2 separate regions of the Homo sapiens genome follow, and region 1 is linked to region 2. A link is an interaction called in ENCODE POLR2A ChIA-PET data of the cell type or tissue named here. Cell type or tissue: PC-9. All regions are shown on one strand. Each heading gives the region's core, and the rest is flanking DNA. Links, peaks and the distances in the headings are about the cores only. Region 1 overlaps EEFSEC (eukaryotic elongation factor, selenocysteine-tRNA specific). Region 2 holds the start of LOC124909428 (a long non-coding RNA gene).

Region 1 (7,721 bases), core at 1,213-6,212, 65 kb after region 2:
GCAAAGAGAAATAGTTCCCAAAGAAAAGTTGCATTCACTGTGTAAGGGCCAGTAAAGATCCTGCACTCCTGGTCCGCACCAGGCTGGACAGAGCCTCCCTCCTCTCAAGGCCACTGGGCCCAGAGCTCAGGGCCCCCCACCACCAAGCACCCAGAGACCTCAGGATGGATGAGGCACTGCCGCCGGGCCCCGGCCCCTGCAGGACCACTCTGTCCTCTCTTTCCCCATGGCCCTGTAGGGCCCCTACCATGGGGCTGGGACTCTGGGGGCATGCCTAGGCCCTCCTTGCTGGCCAGAGGCTGCCCACGAGGCCTGGGGTAGAATCTATTCTGGACATCACCCTCCTCATTCTGCACCCCAACAGGTTCTGGGGTGCATCCTGCCCCTCTGCCCTCCTCCCCATGTGCCCACTGTCCAGCCTCAGGCCTTGGCTTGCCCCCTCCAACCAGCTGCCAGACAGAGCTTTCTGACTGTGTTCCTCCCTGCACACCAACCACCAGTTCCTTCTGCCACTTGCTTAGACCAGTGGTTCTCAACTGGGGGATATTTTGGTCCCCAGGGGACACTTGGGAACATCTAGAGAAGTTTTTCATTGCTGCAACTTGGGTGAGGCTGTACCTAGTAAGAAGAAGCCAGGGATACCCACAAACACCCTGCAGGGCACAAGGCAGCCCCACAGTAGAGGATGGTCCAGCCCCAGTGTCAGCAGTGTCGATGGGAACCCTGTCTAGACAAAGGCCAGATACAAGCATGGAGGCCAAGGCCTTTCGGGAGTAAGCTCCTCCTCCCCTCCTCCCCATCCATCCAAGGATGAGCCTCAGGGCTGGATTTGAGGTGAACAGCAAGGAGGCTCCCCAGGGCCTCAATTGGATTCCATGAAAGACTTCGGGTGAAAAAACAAAGAATTCCATTGCTTTTAAAAAAAAAACTGCTCCAAAACCATCATTTTATATATATCAAAGGAGTTAATAACATATACAACACTTAGAACAATGTCCTACTCATTTTAACAAGCAATGAATATTAGTTTCTATTCCATATTCCCAGAATATGCCACTCTTTCCATCCTCTGTGCCCTAGCACACTCTGTTCCTTCTGTCCTGAACACCCTTCCTCCCTTTTCTCCCTGGGGAAATCTCCTCACCTTCAAGACAAGCTCAAGCCTCACTGCATCGGTAAAACTTCCCACCTTCACTCTGGAAGGGAGCAGTCACTCCATGCTCTTTCTCCAAAGCCCTGTAGGGCCCCTACTATAGTGCTTGCTCCTTTCTGTAACATCTCCACCCAAACGGTGCCCCCTGGGATGGGCCTAGAGCCAGTCCTCTGTGCTCAGGTCTGATGCTGGTCACAGGGAGAGGGGCAATGGCTGAAACAGAGCTGGGCTGGGGAGAGAGGGTGGGTGGTCGGGGAGAGGGAGAAAGAGAAGGCTTTGGGGGAAGTAGCAGCTCCTCTCCTCCCTCCACAGGCCCTGGCTTAGCCCCATGGGGATATGGGAGAGGGGTAGGATATCCCTAGATCTGGCTCCAGAGAGTCAGCTCTGCCTCACTGCTGCCAGACCGGGGCCTTTACTGTAACTTCCCAAGGGACCTGCTGGTGCCCCTCCTCCCAGGCCACAGAGGCATCCTGCATGGGGCACAGCTGCTGAGCTATGATACCGGTGGTGAGTGTGGGCCGCTGCACTCCCTCCACACAGCTATCTCTGGGCCTGGGCTCTGTCTTCATCACCTCATTGAACCTCCTAACAACCACCTTCACTAGTGGTCAAACCTAGCATTGCCTATGATGGGCAGACATCCGGATAGGACACACTAAGGCCCCGAAATCACCTCTGTAGAATTCCTTCCAAAAATGCACAGCCTGAACCCAGTCATGAAGAAATATCAGACAGACCCAAAGAGTGCACTGGGAAACAACCAACCTGGGCTCTTCAAAAACATCAGTGTTGTAAAACTATTGGTGGCAGCACTGAGCGCAGGTGCCACCTTTCACTGACTCCTCAAGCATGGAAAACTTCCTAAGACACTATTGCGACAGTTGGGGAATCTGAAAATGGACTGTATCCTAGACAATGTGGCATCAATGTCACATTTCTCCAGTGGTAACTGCGTTGTGGTTCTGCAGGAGAATGTCCTTGTTCCTCGGGGACATGTGCTGAGGGTGCAGGCACAGCAGCAGCACCAGGAGGAACCCTCAGTCGGCTCGGCGCACAAACAAAGCAGACAAGACAACACGGAGCAATTGTTGAAGCCAAGGGAGCAACACTGCTCAATAAGCTTTCCACTCTTCAGTATGTTTGAAATTATTTAAAAAGCTAGGAGGGAAAGTCCTCAAGATAACCCACCTTACTGATGAGGAAACTGGGATTTTCAGAAAGGGTAGCATTCTAGCCAGGATTCCAACACAGGTCTGGCTGCCTCCGAAGCTCTTGTTCTTTGAAGGTACCCTGCTACCCACATCCCAGTGTGGGCTGAAAATGCCAAGTGTGCACAATACCAGCCCTGCCAATGTCTCTCAGTAAAAGTTAATTTGGTCCTGGCAGGGGCTACTTTCCAGGCAGCTGGCTGGTGGTGCTAATGAAATCCCAAGGACAGGTTATTGGGGTTGCCCCAGAATCTGCTCCAAACAGAGCAGCTGGATGGTTGGAGAGAGCACATTTTAAAAGAGAAGAAAGCCAGTTTCATTTCAAACCCCAGAGGAACACACAGCCTCACAGCCCATTGTCTGAGGGCCTGTTATTTATGGGAACATAACAATATCCACAACCTCAGGGCTCATCGTGTCCTGTCCCTTTGGCACCAGGATGTGTTTTCACTTTTGCTCTATGCTGAGTTTCCAGAAGCCTCCCAGCTAAGTGGAACCATGGGTGATGTCCACTTCCATTGGGAACTTCAGGGTCTGGTGGGCCAGTCATCTAGCTCCTCTGAGCCTCACAGTGCCTTTGGGAGAAACAGGGCGATGGCCTCCTCTTGAAGGCTGCAGCAGGAGGAAGAGACGGCACATTAAGGACCTGGTGCCAACACAGAGACCACACATTGTGGCCCAACTGAGAATGGGAAGATTTCATGTAAAAATACAGATATCCAGGCTTTCTTGAAAAATTGGAAGTGGTAATGCCACCGTGGCTGTGCTACAGCCCAGCAATACGGGCATGGAGCTCAGGGGGCCCAGCCCCTTGGGTTTTCAGGCCTGGACTCCGGCACGTGTCAGGCTCATGCGGTGCAGGCAGATGAGGGAAGGGGCTGGCAGCCCACTCCCAACGCCTGCAACATGCTGGGCATCCTTGCACACTGGTTTACTCCTCACAGTCCTTCAAGACAGGATTGTTACCCCCATTTTATCAGATGAAAACCGAGGGCTCCAAAGGCAGTGAGCTGACCCAGGCCCTTCAGAAGGATTAGCAACAGTGAGAAAGCTTCCGGGAAGTGGCCCTGACCAGCAAGGCTCAGCTGAGCTACCACATCCAGGGAGTGATTTTAACATGCGCAGTTGTCATTGTTGTTTATTGTTTTTTAAAACTCCTCTTTCTTAAAACACAGAAAACTTCATTTCTTGTGTGTGTTGTGGACTGTACTTCTTTTTTTGTTTTTTTTTTTTTGTTTTTTTTGGAGATGGAGTCTCGCTCTGTCACCCAGGCTGGAGTGCAGTGGCGCAATCTCCTGGCTCACTGTAACCTCCATCTCCCAGGTTCAAGCAATTCTCCTGCCTCAGCCTCCCGAGTAGCTGGGACTACAGGTGTGTAACCACTATGCCCAGCTAATTTTTAAATTTTTATTAGAGATGGGGTTTTGCCACATTGGCCAGTCTGGTCTCCAACTCCTGACCTCAGGTGATCCGCTTGCCTCAGCCTCCCCAGGCATAGGGATTACAGGTGTGAGCCACTGCACTCAGCCTGTGGACTGTACTTCTGTGCCAAATGCAACCACCATCTGCTGTGACTGGCTGTAGCTGGAGACAGGACACACTCCAGCTGACCTTGTGCAAGGGGCTACACCCAGGATCTAGGCTGTGGCAGCACCATCCTGGCCCAGCCCAAGGGCATCAGGCCATGTGACTGGCCCCATGGAATTCCTGAGGCACGGCTCTCCCAGTGGGTGGTGGGAGGAAGAACCATTAGGCAAGTGATCGCAGGAGGCAGCTTTTCAGCAGAGCCCTAGCCTGAGCTGGAGTCAGCACGCGTCACCAGTGCAGAACTGCTTGGCATTCCAGATGAAATGGGTGACAGGAAAAGGGAGTCTTATTGTAGAGCTGGTTTCTTTGGAGGGCTGATGGAGCCAGTGATATGGCCAGGCAGGCAGTGGGGCCACAGCACCAACTGTGGTGCTTCACTCATCTCTGGGTCTGGTTTCAAGGCTGTCTCTCTCCCTGTAAGGTGGGAAGGGGACATAAGTCCATAATCGGCAGCCTAAGTAGGGGTGCAGCAATGTTGCAGTCTCACGGCATCCCTGAGGTAGGCCTTGTGGAAACAGGATGTGGCTCTTGCTTACAGGCACAGGAGTCCACACAGCAGGTGGCTGGTTCGATGCGGAGGTGATACTCAGGGCCAGCAGGAATAGCCTGAGCAGCACCACTGTGGCACCCTCACCTCCAGGGGCACTGAGACTCCAATTTGTCCTCAGACCCCAGTGCAATGCCACTTCCGAAGGAAGCCTTCCCAAGCCCAGACTCGGTTGGGGTCCTACTGTAAGATCTCATGGCATTGTGCACCTTCTGTGCACAGCATGCATGTGGCTGCCAATACACAAATGCTCAGGAGAAAGTCTGCCAGTGCCAGCATCCTAACTGTTACAGGCTGAACTGTGTCCCTTCAAATTCATATACTGGAATCCTAACCCCCAGACTTTAGAATGGGACTGTATTTGGAGGCAGGGCCTTTAAAGGTGTAATTAAGATGAAATGAGGTCTTTAGGTTGAGTTCTAAACCAAACTGACTAATGTCCTTCAAAATAGAGGTTGGGACACAGACACGCACAGAGGGACAGCCATGTGAGGACACAGGGAGAAGGCAGCCGTCTGCAAGCCAAGAGAGAGGCTGCAGGAGAAACCCACCCTGCAGACACCTTGATCTTGGACTTCCAGGCTCCAGAACTGACAGGAAATGAATGCCTATTGTTTAAGCCACCGCGTCTGTGGTATTCTGTTATGATAGCCCGAGTTGACTAGTACACCAACCCAACAGCCCCATGAGCTCAGGGGTCATGTGGGCTGTGGCTCACTGTGGTCTTTCTAGAACCCAACACAAGGATGACACATAACAGGGGCTCAAAAGCACACTGTTGAACAGAGGGGTGATTAGCTGTGAACTCCCGGGGTGCAGGGACTGTGTCTTGTTTGAGCCATGTGCCCAGAACCCAACACTATGTCTGATACCAGAAAAATACTTTCCACACACAAGAGTCAGTGCTTGGTAAAGAAGAGCTAGCTAAAGTCAGAGTGACTGTGTGAGGCCAGAGCCCTCCTGTCTCTGACCTTGAAAATCAGGACCCCAGCTCCTGCTCCTCCTCCTCCTCCTCTGTGCCCTCAGGCTGACTGCCAGGGCACTGGGGTTGGTCTGATTTCCTCCTCTGCAGAACTGGGGTGATGACAGCCTGGTTTCCCTGGGCTGCTGGCAGGATTGAGTGGTCAGACTACACAAGGGCGTGCTGCCTGGCACAGGGCATGGGCAGCAGCTGATTGTACTGCTGACATTGTCTCAGCCTCAGGCCCTGCCTGCTACCCTCCGGATGGCTGTAGGCCCTCATGCTACAAGTCACCCAGGCCAATTCCATTCCTTCTGGTCACCAGCCCATATGGACCAATGCCCCTGGCCATTTCTTAGAACCATAGTTTCTATTCTTAGAGTTACTTGCCTGGGACCTCACCAACACACTGGTCCCCCAAAACCACTGAAGGGGTGTGTCCCCAACTCCTGCAGGCCTGGCCCAGTCCATACTAAATGACCCATATTTCTAGCAAATAGAGCTTCTGGGACTTAGGCCCTGACAAATCTGCCACCTTGTGAACCTGGGTCTGAGAGCCCCTGACAATCTGTTGCCTGGTCAACAGAGAGGTGCATCAGCTTCTGGGCTGAGCTGAAGCACTTGCTGCTCTGCCCTGTACTGGTCCCGGGAGAGACATTGGCCATCCAACGGCTGAGGCAAAGCGGGGCATCTGGGGGATGCCTCTATGATTTGGCTTCTGTTTTCAATCAGGAGGGAAAGGTATAATCCTTGTTTTTGACCATGCAAAGTGCTTTCCAGGGTCAATAAATTGGAGAGGTCCTTGTGGCACAGCCAATCCCTGCTTGAAAGGTGGCTGGTTAATCTCCTGTGAAGCAGCCTGGCATGAATGCAGCACCGGGGCTCCTACAGGCATCGTTTCCCAGTGCTCTGTGGTAGGGACAGGGCATGGGTGGGAGGATAAAGTGAGGCCCTCAGTGGACATGTGAGCTACCCCACCAAGAGGAAGGGCTGGCAGGTGAGGGGTGGGTGCACACAGCACACAATTCCAGCCACCACTTAGGGAGCCCCTGCCGTAAGTGGATACTATAGGCAGTCCTCTCCAGGGATTCTATGATTAAATTTTCAGCCTTCCTGGAAATCAGAATGACTAGCTCTGGGTTAGCACTGAAGAAGCTGAAGCACAGACTGGAAAGTGGCTGGTCCCAATCAGAAGGGAGCCTGGGATGCCCCAGGAGACCCTCCAGGTAACTAGCCCAGCGGCCCCTGCAACCTTGGCCTCGTCTGACCCGTCCCTCTCCTAAACCAGAGAGTGGTTCACAGAGGAGTTGTCCCACTGGGTGTTGGCCCAGGGCTCTCCATCCACTCAGGGAGCCCCCTCCCCACCCAGGCCTTGTTTCACCTCTGACCCCCTCCAGCACCTAGACAGGTCTGTACACGGAGGGCCCAATAAATTGTGATGAGGGACAGAGGAGGATGGGATGGGATACCATGCTGAGCCCTGAGACACCTGATTCAGCACAGGGGCCACGGGCTACCAGCTGGAACCCCAGAGTCCTGGGAGAAGGCTGCAGGGCTAAGGGAGCAGAGCCAGCTGGCAGGGCTGGCACTGCCCTCAGCAGCAGGTATGCTGTGCCCACTTACTCCTGCTGGCCCCTCTGCTCGATCTCCCTGGGGCAGACAGAGAACTCTGGCCCATTCACTTACTAGCAGTGTAGATGTGAGCAAAGGGCCTGTTTCCTCACCTGTGGGTTGGGGCCACGCTGCCATGCAGGCTGTGGAGGGCTAGACTAAATGGCAGCTCCGGGACAGGGTTTGGGAGGTGCTCTTGGCCTTCCCAGCCCCTGCTTCCTGCCAGTGCATCCCCACAGCAGTGCTGCAGGGCCTGGGGGTCAGGTGCACTCCACAGAGGAGTGGCTTGAGCACTGGCAGAGTCAGCAGTAGATGAATGAGGCTGGAAGAGGCCCTGGAGGGGCAGTCTGAGAATTCACATGCCCACTGTGTAGGCGAAGGAACTGGAGCTCAGGGCAGGTATGAGGGCCAGGTTCCCGACTCCCCATCCCATGGTCTTTCCACTGTCCTGGCCTTTTCCTGACCCTGGCCATGAGGCTGGACTGACCACTGGCCACAGGGTTCTAGCGAACATCACACATCTGATTCTAGCTCTCTATGCAGCCTTCTGCTCCCCGCTCGCCCTTCTGCTCAGAAGGCTACTCCTCCAGGAAGCTTGCTCTGGCCCTCCTCTCAGGATGGCCACTTTCCCCCATTCCCAGCCACACGTCCCAG
Region 2 (7,721 bases), core at 1,588-6,587:
TTTATCCACTTGTTGATTGATGGGCATTTAGATTGGTTCCATATTTTTGCAATTACAAATTGTGCTGTTATAAACATGTGTGTGCACGTATATTTTTTGTATAATGACTTCTTTTCCTCTGTGTAGATACCTAGGAGTGGGATTGCTGGATCAAATGGTAGATTTACTTTTAGTTCCATTCATGTCCTTAGCCCAGTTTTTGATGGGATTGTTTGTTTTTTCTTGCTGATTTGTTTGAGTTCTTTGTAGATTATGGATGTTAGTCCTTTGTCAGAGATACAGATTGTAAAGATTTTCTCCTACTTTATAGTTGTCTTAACAGACTCTGCTGATTATTTCTTTTTTGTTTTTTTGAGACGGAGTCTCGCTCTGTCGCCCAGGCTGGAGTGCAGTGGCGCGATCTAGGCTCACTACAAGCTCTGCCTCCTGGGTTCATGCCATTCTCCTGCCCCAGCCTCCTGAGTAGCTGGGACTACAGGTGCACACCACCACGCCTGTCTAATTTTTGTTGTATTTTTCAGTAGAGACAGGGTTTCACCATGTTAGCCAGGATGGTCTCGATCGCCTGACCTCGTGATCCGCCCACCTCAGCCTCCCAAAATGTTGGGATTACAGGCGTGAGCCACTGCGCCCAGCCTGATTATTTCTTTTGCTGTGCAGAAGCTTTTCAGTTTAATTAGGTCCCATCTATTTATCTTTGTTTTTGTTGCATTTGCTTTTGGGTTCTTGGTCATGAAGGCTTTGCCTAAGCCAATGTCTAGAAGGGTTTTTCCGATGTTATCTTCTGGAATCTTTATGGTTTCAGGTCTTAGATTTAAGTATTTGAGCCATCTTGAGTTGATTTTTGTATAAGGTGAGAGATGAGGATCCAGTTTCATTCTACATGTGGCTTGCCAATTATCCCAGCACCATTTATTGAATAGGGTTTCCTTTCTCCACTTTATGTTTTTGTTTGTTTTGTCAAAGATCAGTTGGCTGTAAGTATTTGGCTTTATTTCTGGGTTCTCTATTCTGTTCCATTGGTCTATGTGACTATTTTTATACCAGTACCATGCTGCTTTGGTGACTATGACCTTATAGTATAGTTTGAAGTTGAGTAATGTGATGGCTCCGGATTTGTTGTTTTTGATTCTGAGTCAGTTTCTTCATCTGTAAATGGGATGGCTCCAGCTGCCCTGTAGGGCTGTGAGAGTCCTGAGGTTTACTGATCCGATCCTGGCAGGAGACGTAGTCTGCAAACTAGGGGAAAGGGCTTAATGAGCTGGCCACTTACAGATGCTGCTTAAGGGATGGTGACAGTACAGAGAGCAGGAAGCCACCATTCCTGCCTCTAGGGAGTGGGAGCAGGGCTGTTACTGGAGCTCTCCCAAGCTGCAGCCCAGGAGAGGGCCACCCTCCCACCACAGTGGGGACTGTGGCTCTTAGTCAGGACATGGCCAGCCTCAACCCAGGAGATGCTGGATGAGTAGTTCTGGCCACTCTCTCCTTCCACCCTTCCAGTCTTCAGCTGGTGTCCCCATTGGTGAACCAGACCAGAGGCAAGGGCAAGGGGACCGTGGCAGCAGAGCACACAGGGCATGGAGAGGGATGGCTGTGGTCGTGGAGGAGGAAACAGAATGTTCAGTATAGTAAGTGAATTGCTGGCAGCCTGGGAGGCTGAGTTGTGCTCTGCCCTGGGTCCCTGGGGCTATAGCACCTATGAGAGAGACTTGCTCTCTGAACCCCTGGCCTGAGGCTGGCAGGAACCACCAGGCAGAGGGCACCCCACTGATGAGGGACGGAGGTGGTATAGGCCTGAGGCTGTACTAAGTGCTGGCAGCATGGTTTTTGTGACTGGGTCTGTGAGAACCAAGCCCATGAGGGAAGCTGGCCCAGCCAGGCCCTGGGAGCGTCTGGAATGTCAGACAGAGACAGAGAAACCAAGACGGTGCCTACCTGCAACCCAGAATCCTCAACAACCTCACACCCAGGCAGCCCCAGGTCATGCTGTCTCTGGGCTTTAGAGCCTCATCAGGGGCTGGTAAAAACTCTTCCTTGCAGCACCCCCTCAAGTGCTGGGCCACCTTGGACCTGTAACACCTCTCCCCAGGATCACCTCTTTCTGTGCCACCTCACCGCAGGCAGTGACGGGAGGTTCCTAGAGGATACCTGGGTGCCTGGCCCCCAAAATCTGGTGACAGAGGCTGGGACAAGACAGGGGCAGCTCCTAACCCCACCTGTGAATCAGGCTGGGCCAGGGCTATCCTGTCTTTGTCCCGCTTGGGTCTCCTGCCCAGCCTGGCCAATCTGCACAGACCTTATCTCGGCCATCCATCCAGGCCACCTGGACTAACCAGTCCTGCCAGAAACTGGATCTGGCCACAAATGCCCCTCCCTGGGGGAGAGGGCAGTGAGACAAGCCCCCCACCTTCCACTGGCCTTTCCTGCTGGCTGAGCCAGAGGGGCAGGGCCCAGGGGTAGAGGAGTTGGGCCTCTGGGCTCTCCTCCCCTCCCCCGCCCTCTCCTGTGACAGGCAAGGCTGGGTCTAAGCTGAGAATGACGCATGGCCCAACAGACAGACTGAGCCATGTCCCTCTCCTACCCAGTTGCTCAGCTGCCAGGGAGTCACAGCCAGGGCCAGGAAGGGAGGGATCGCTGCAGAGAGTCGAGGAGCCACGCAGTGAGCTCCCAGGACCAATTTTTCTTTGTTCAAGAGGGAAACTGAGGCCCAGAGAGGCTCTTCTTTATTTGTAAAGCTGTTTAATAATCCATCATATGGGACCACCAACTTTTTCCTTTATATAAATTGTCTCTTGTGTGCCTAAAGGTAAGCATTCTACCCATGTAGTCTTATGTCTTCCTCAGACGGCCCTGGAGGGGTTGGGTATTGCCATTATTCCCACCTTACAGATGAGGAAACTGAAGTTCAGAGAGGTTAGGACAGTTGCCCAGAATCACACAGCTGGGCTGAGATTGGAACTCTCATCCACTTGCAAAGCTGTGCTCTTGGGGTGGCTTCCAGGTTTCCCCATGACATAACTGGGTCTTCTTTGTCCACTCATCTTATTCGTGCCCTTTAAAGATAAATTCAGCCTGGGCAACATAGTGAGACCCCATCTTTCCAAAAAAATTTAAAAAGTAGCTGGGTGTGTTGGTGCACACCTGTGGTTGCACTATTTGAGGGATGCTGAGGCAGGAGGATTGCTTGAGTCCGGAGGTCAAGGCTGCAGTGAGCTGCGATCGTGCTACTGCACTCCAGCCTGGGTGGCAGAGCGAGACCCTGTCTCAATAAATAAATAAATTTTAAAAAATGAAGATAAATTATTCGAGGTAAGTCACTGGATCAAAGCTTCCGCAGAATTTTGAGTGTCATATTGACAAACTGCACGCCAGAAGCAGGGTCCATGGGGGCTCCACCTGTCCCACAGCTGCCCGGCACTGCTTGTTGTCAGTATTCTTGCCTTTTACTCCAGAAATGAGGAATGATACCATGTGATTCCATGCGCATAACCTAGACTTGAGGCATCTCGTCTGTGTTGGCCATTTCTGTACCTTCTGGCGTGAATCCCAATCCTCTGTTCTTTGCAGGAGAAGACAAGGGTTGGGAGGCCACAGGTTCCTACTGCTCTCTGGCCTCAGGCTACTCACCTGCAAAATAAAGAGAGAGGGTGCTCCTGGGATGATACTAGCAGCTGACCCTGGCAGGGGACACCAGCTCCTCCGGCCTGATTCCAGCTGCAGGAATGTTTCTCCTCCCAGGTCTTGCCCCAGGCCTGACTCCTGACACTAGGCAGTAAATAACTTTCCATTTGGTCACCCCTGTTTTGGAGAATCTTTTGCTCTGGAGAAAGTGGGCGTGTGCCCCAGTCAAGCCCCACCCCAGTTACCTAGGAGGAGACAGGACCTTAGGGTTGGGTCAGGATGGGTGGGAGAGGGGTAGGTCTGGGAGGGTGGGGATCCTGGCATCCTAAGCATGAGTGTCATTGCCCACGAGGGCCCTGAGCTGCGGGCATCCACATCCCCAGGCCACATCGCTGCATGTGAGGCCAGACGTATCATCCCAAGGCCACCACACCAGGTGGCTGCAAGGCCGGTGGGACAAACCTGGCTCCTGCCTCCTCCTAAGCCCACCAGTCCTCTCTGCCCTGGAGCAGCGCTCATAGTACAGATGGGAAGACTGAGGCAGGAATGGGCAGCGATTGGGTCCCAGCCACCCACAGTGGGTACAGAGGTCTGGCTGGCCTAGGACCAGTTGGGAGGGATGGGGCTGCCCCCCACATGTGCCCCACACCCTTGGCAGCGGCAAATCCCAGCCCCTGCTCCAGGGCTCCAGGTGTGTGGACAGCAGGTTCCTTTGCAGGGAGTGCGAGCAAGAACACAGGCCAGGGACGCCCAGCGACTGGAGTGGGTCACCTGGCGCCGGGGGGAGGGAGGAGCGGGTCCCAGGGCAAGGACGACGCGGTCTTCACGGGAGCCTCGGCATGATGTGGGAGCGGAGTTGTCCCCCACCCCCCAGGTCAGCTGCCCGAGCGCCGCCGGGCGAGGCCGGCCGCCAGCGGGCCATCTGCATGACAAAGGCGCGCCCCGGCGGTGCGAGCGGGAGAGGGGCGCCCCGAGCTCCGCCCGCCCGCAGGCCCGCAGCTGCCCTGCTAAGCCTCCACCCCGCGGCCCGGAGATTTGGGGGGCGGGGGCGGCACGCGAGCCCGGGCGCTCAGCTGTGTTTGCTCGGGGGGGAGCCAGGCGGGGCGGCGGGGCTGGGGCGCGGGACAAAGGCCCGGATCTGACCGACCCCGCAGGTGGCGCGGGGGAGGGGGCGGACGCTCCGGGAGAGGGCGATGGGGGAGGGGCGGCCTCCCGGCTGCCCAACCCCAGCGCCCAGAAGCTGAGACCCCCTCGGGGGGCCGCAGTCCCCGAAACCTGGCCTGGGGATCACCTGGGTCCTCCTCCAGGCCCCCGGCCCTTTCCTGGAATTCCAAATGTTCAGCAAATGCGGCCACCGTCCGGGCGGGCTGCTTGATTTGTCCTCAGCTCCAACAACACTTTCTCCCTGGTGCCTCCTCCAGTGCCAGCAGGGGTGCCCAACGCCATGTCCCCGGACCACCCTCTCCTGGGAGCCTCTCTCTTCACTTTCCCGCATGTCCAGGGAGCCAGCTGGCCTTCCCAGCCCCACATTCACCGCAACCAGCCCCTTCGCCTTTCCCGCTCCAGGAAACAGTCCCTCCACACTCCCGCTGCCCAGGCCAAACCCGCAGGCACCGGCCTCCACGCCTCTCTCTCCGCTGGCTCCACCTTGGACGTCTCCCCAGAGGCGTCTCCCCCTCCCAGTTCCGGCCGCTGGTCCCGCCGCCATCGTGCTCACCTGGACCAGTGAGCACCCTCCCTCCTGTACGCGGCTCTATCCCGCTGCAGCCCATTCTCCTGCAGCAGCCGGAGGGTCTGTTAAAGCCAAGTCAGAGATCCTCCCTCCTCTGCTCCACACTCTCCCTTGGCTCCCACCTCACTCACAGGAAAAGCTCACCCCGCAGTGGGCTCCAGGACCACCTGATCTCACGACTGCCACCTCCCCCATCTCTGGCCTGTCTTTCCACTCAGCCTCCCCAGTCTCCTTGGTTTCTCCTTGGGCGGCCAGGCCTCCGGCCTCTGCATGGCCGCTACCTCTGCTTGGAACACACTTCACGGGACATCTGTGTGCCTCACTCCCGCGCTTCCTTCAGGCCTTTACTGAAATGCCGCCTCCTCAGTGAGGCCCTCCTTGGTTTAAAATGTCAGCATGCCTTCTTCAACTCCTTTTGCCTTGCTGTCTGCCCTAGTTTTTCTCCTCGGCACTTCTTCCTATTGGCATTTCTGCACGTGGTACTCATTCCCGTTGCTCATTTTGTTTTTTGTCTTTCCCATTGACTGTAAGATGCACCAGGGCAGAGACTGTCTCCTGTTGGCTGTTGTGACCCCCAAACCTAGCATGGTCCCTGGAACACAGTAGATGCTCAGTAAATATGTGCTGGATAAATGAGTAAATTAAATCCTTTACGCCTCCACAGCACCCTGTAAGGTAGGCCCTCTGTAAGGTAGACACCCTCCTCCCCATTCTACAGATGACAGTGCTGAGGCACAGAGAGTAAGTCACTTGCCTGGGTCTCATGGCTAGAAAGTGTGGGAGGCCGGATTTGAATCCAGGACCTCACTTCCCAGTAAGGTCTCAAACTAGTGGCCCACACACTGTTTTTGGCTCTCAGAAAGGTTTTGTGTGGCTCGAACAGTTTCAGAAAAAATTGAATAAACTGTGGCCATTTAAAAATCAGGAGGCCAGGCATGGTGGCTTACGCCTGCAATCCCAGCACTTTGAGAGGCTGAGGCAGGAGGATTGCTTGAAGCCAGGAGTTTGAAACCTGGGCAACATAATGAGACGTCCCCCACCCCCACCTCTACAAGAAATAAATATAAGACTGGCATGATGGTACATGTCTGTAATCTCAGCTATTTGGGAGGCTGAGGCAGGAGGATCACTTGGGCCCAGGAGTTTGAGGCTGCACTGAGCTAAGATTGCACCACTGTACTCCAGCCTGGGCAACAGATTGAGACTTCATTTCTAAAACACAACAAAACAAAAAAATCAGGATGCTTTATGCAAAATTCCAGACCTCCAGCTTTCCTTGCAAAATCGGAACCTCTGGCCACACCGTGTCCCCAATCCCACAAGGCAGCCACTGGCAGGGGCTGAGTGGCACTGCTCCTCAGGACTGGCATGGACTGCCTTCATGCCCAGTCTCCACCCCACTGCTCCTGCCCCTGCCCCAGGCCTCCCTCCCGTGAGCGTGAGCATTCTGTGCCTCTGCTCTTGCTGTTCCCTCCGCCTGGAATCCTCTTTCCACAGTTCTTGGCCTGGCTGTCCCCTTCTTGTCACTCAAGGCTTAGCCCCTCCGGAAGCCCTCCGTGCCCACTTTGGCTAAGGATCATGATCTGAAGTCACTTTACGAGTGTATTTGGTGCCTGCACACTGTCTGTCTCCCTAAGGAGGATGGCAGCTCCAGTCGGCAGGAGCCAGTTCAGCCCATTGCTCCCGTCCAGGGCAGCACCTGTGCCCACACCAGGCTGCAGGCTTGTTGATTGACGGAATGAATGAGCCGATGAATGAATGAAGAACTTGCGGGTGGCAGCCGCTGTTGTGAGCACTTCCCATGCCTGGAGCACTGTCCTCTGTGCACAGCAGGCTTCTGTGCGAGCTGGGGCTGGGTCACACACAGATCTCTTGCCGGGGATTCAAGCTGTGGTGGCTTCTGTGTTCCCAGCCAGGGCCTCAGGCTCTGTGACAACCTTGAGAGGCATGGGCAACCCTATCCCCCACTCCAGTGCCCAGCTCTCGCTGCAGATCTGGGGCTCTGAGTCTTCCGGGTCAGCTGAGCTGGGCCACATGAGGGTCACCTTCCTGGTGTTGCAGGGGCAGCCCTGCCCCCTACTTGCCCAGAACGTCCCCCAGGTTTCAGAAGGAGATAGCTGTGTGAACTGGCAGTGTGCAGGCTGATTCCAGGCCCAGCTCCTTCTGTTTCTTGCTGTGTGACTTGATCAATTTATCTCACCTCTCTGAGCCAGTTTCCCCTTCTATACAGCGGGAACACTGCCCCTGCTTGAGACTTACTGTGAGAGCTCCTGTGCACACCCCCAGCGCCAGTGCCCAGCGGGCACTCAGCACACAGGACACGGTCTGGCCTCCCCTCTGGCTGCCCAGGTGGAAGGCCTCCCCATGA

The links. ChIA-PET counts read pairs that join two places held together with the same protein. Peaks named below come from ENCODE experiments on the same cell type or tissue, not always from the same donor. Only the 100,000 strongest peaks of a DNase experiment are listed, where the experiment ranks them.
Region 1: POLR2A ChIA-PET joins it to region 2 with 5 read pairs; 3 of 35 experiments call an interaction of 5 or more read pairs at or near these places.

Annotation. Positions count from the first base shown.
Region 1 is chr3:128,364,319-128,372,039 of GRCh38, reverse strand. All of the region lies in intron 6 of EEFSEC (eukaryotic elongation factor, selenocysteine-tRNA specific), which reads right to left. Among named protein-coding and RNA genes, the nearest start is that of DNAJB8-AS1, 95 kb to the left of the region's middle. RefSeq lists an enhancer at 2,698-3,198. In PC-9, for the core only: no CTCF peak of the experiment used is centred there; a DNase peak (open chromatin) is centred at 4,059; H3K27ac peaks cover 789 bases.
Region 2 is chr3:128,429,985-128,437,705 of GRCh38, reverse strand. It overlaps LOC124909428 (a long non-coding RNA gene), which reads right to left and starts at 5,300. Exons shown (of 2, transcript XR_007096075.1): 1 at 4,913-5,300; 2 at 2,723-3,627. RefSeq lists enhancers at 1,427-2,114, 4,099-4,679, 4,680-5,259, 5,260-5,840. In PC-9, for the core only: no CTCF peak of the experiment used is centred there; DNase peaks (open chromatin) are centred at 2,435 and 3,705; H3K4me3 peaks cover 1,996 bases; H3K27ac peaks cover 3,633 bases.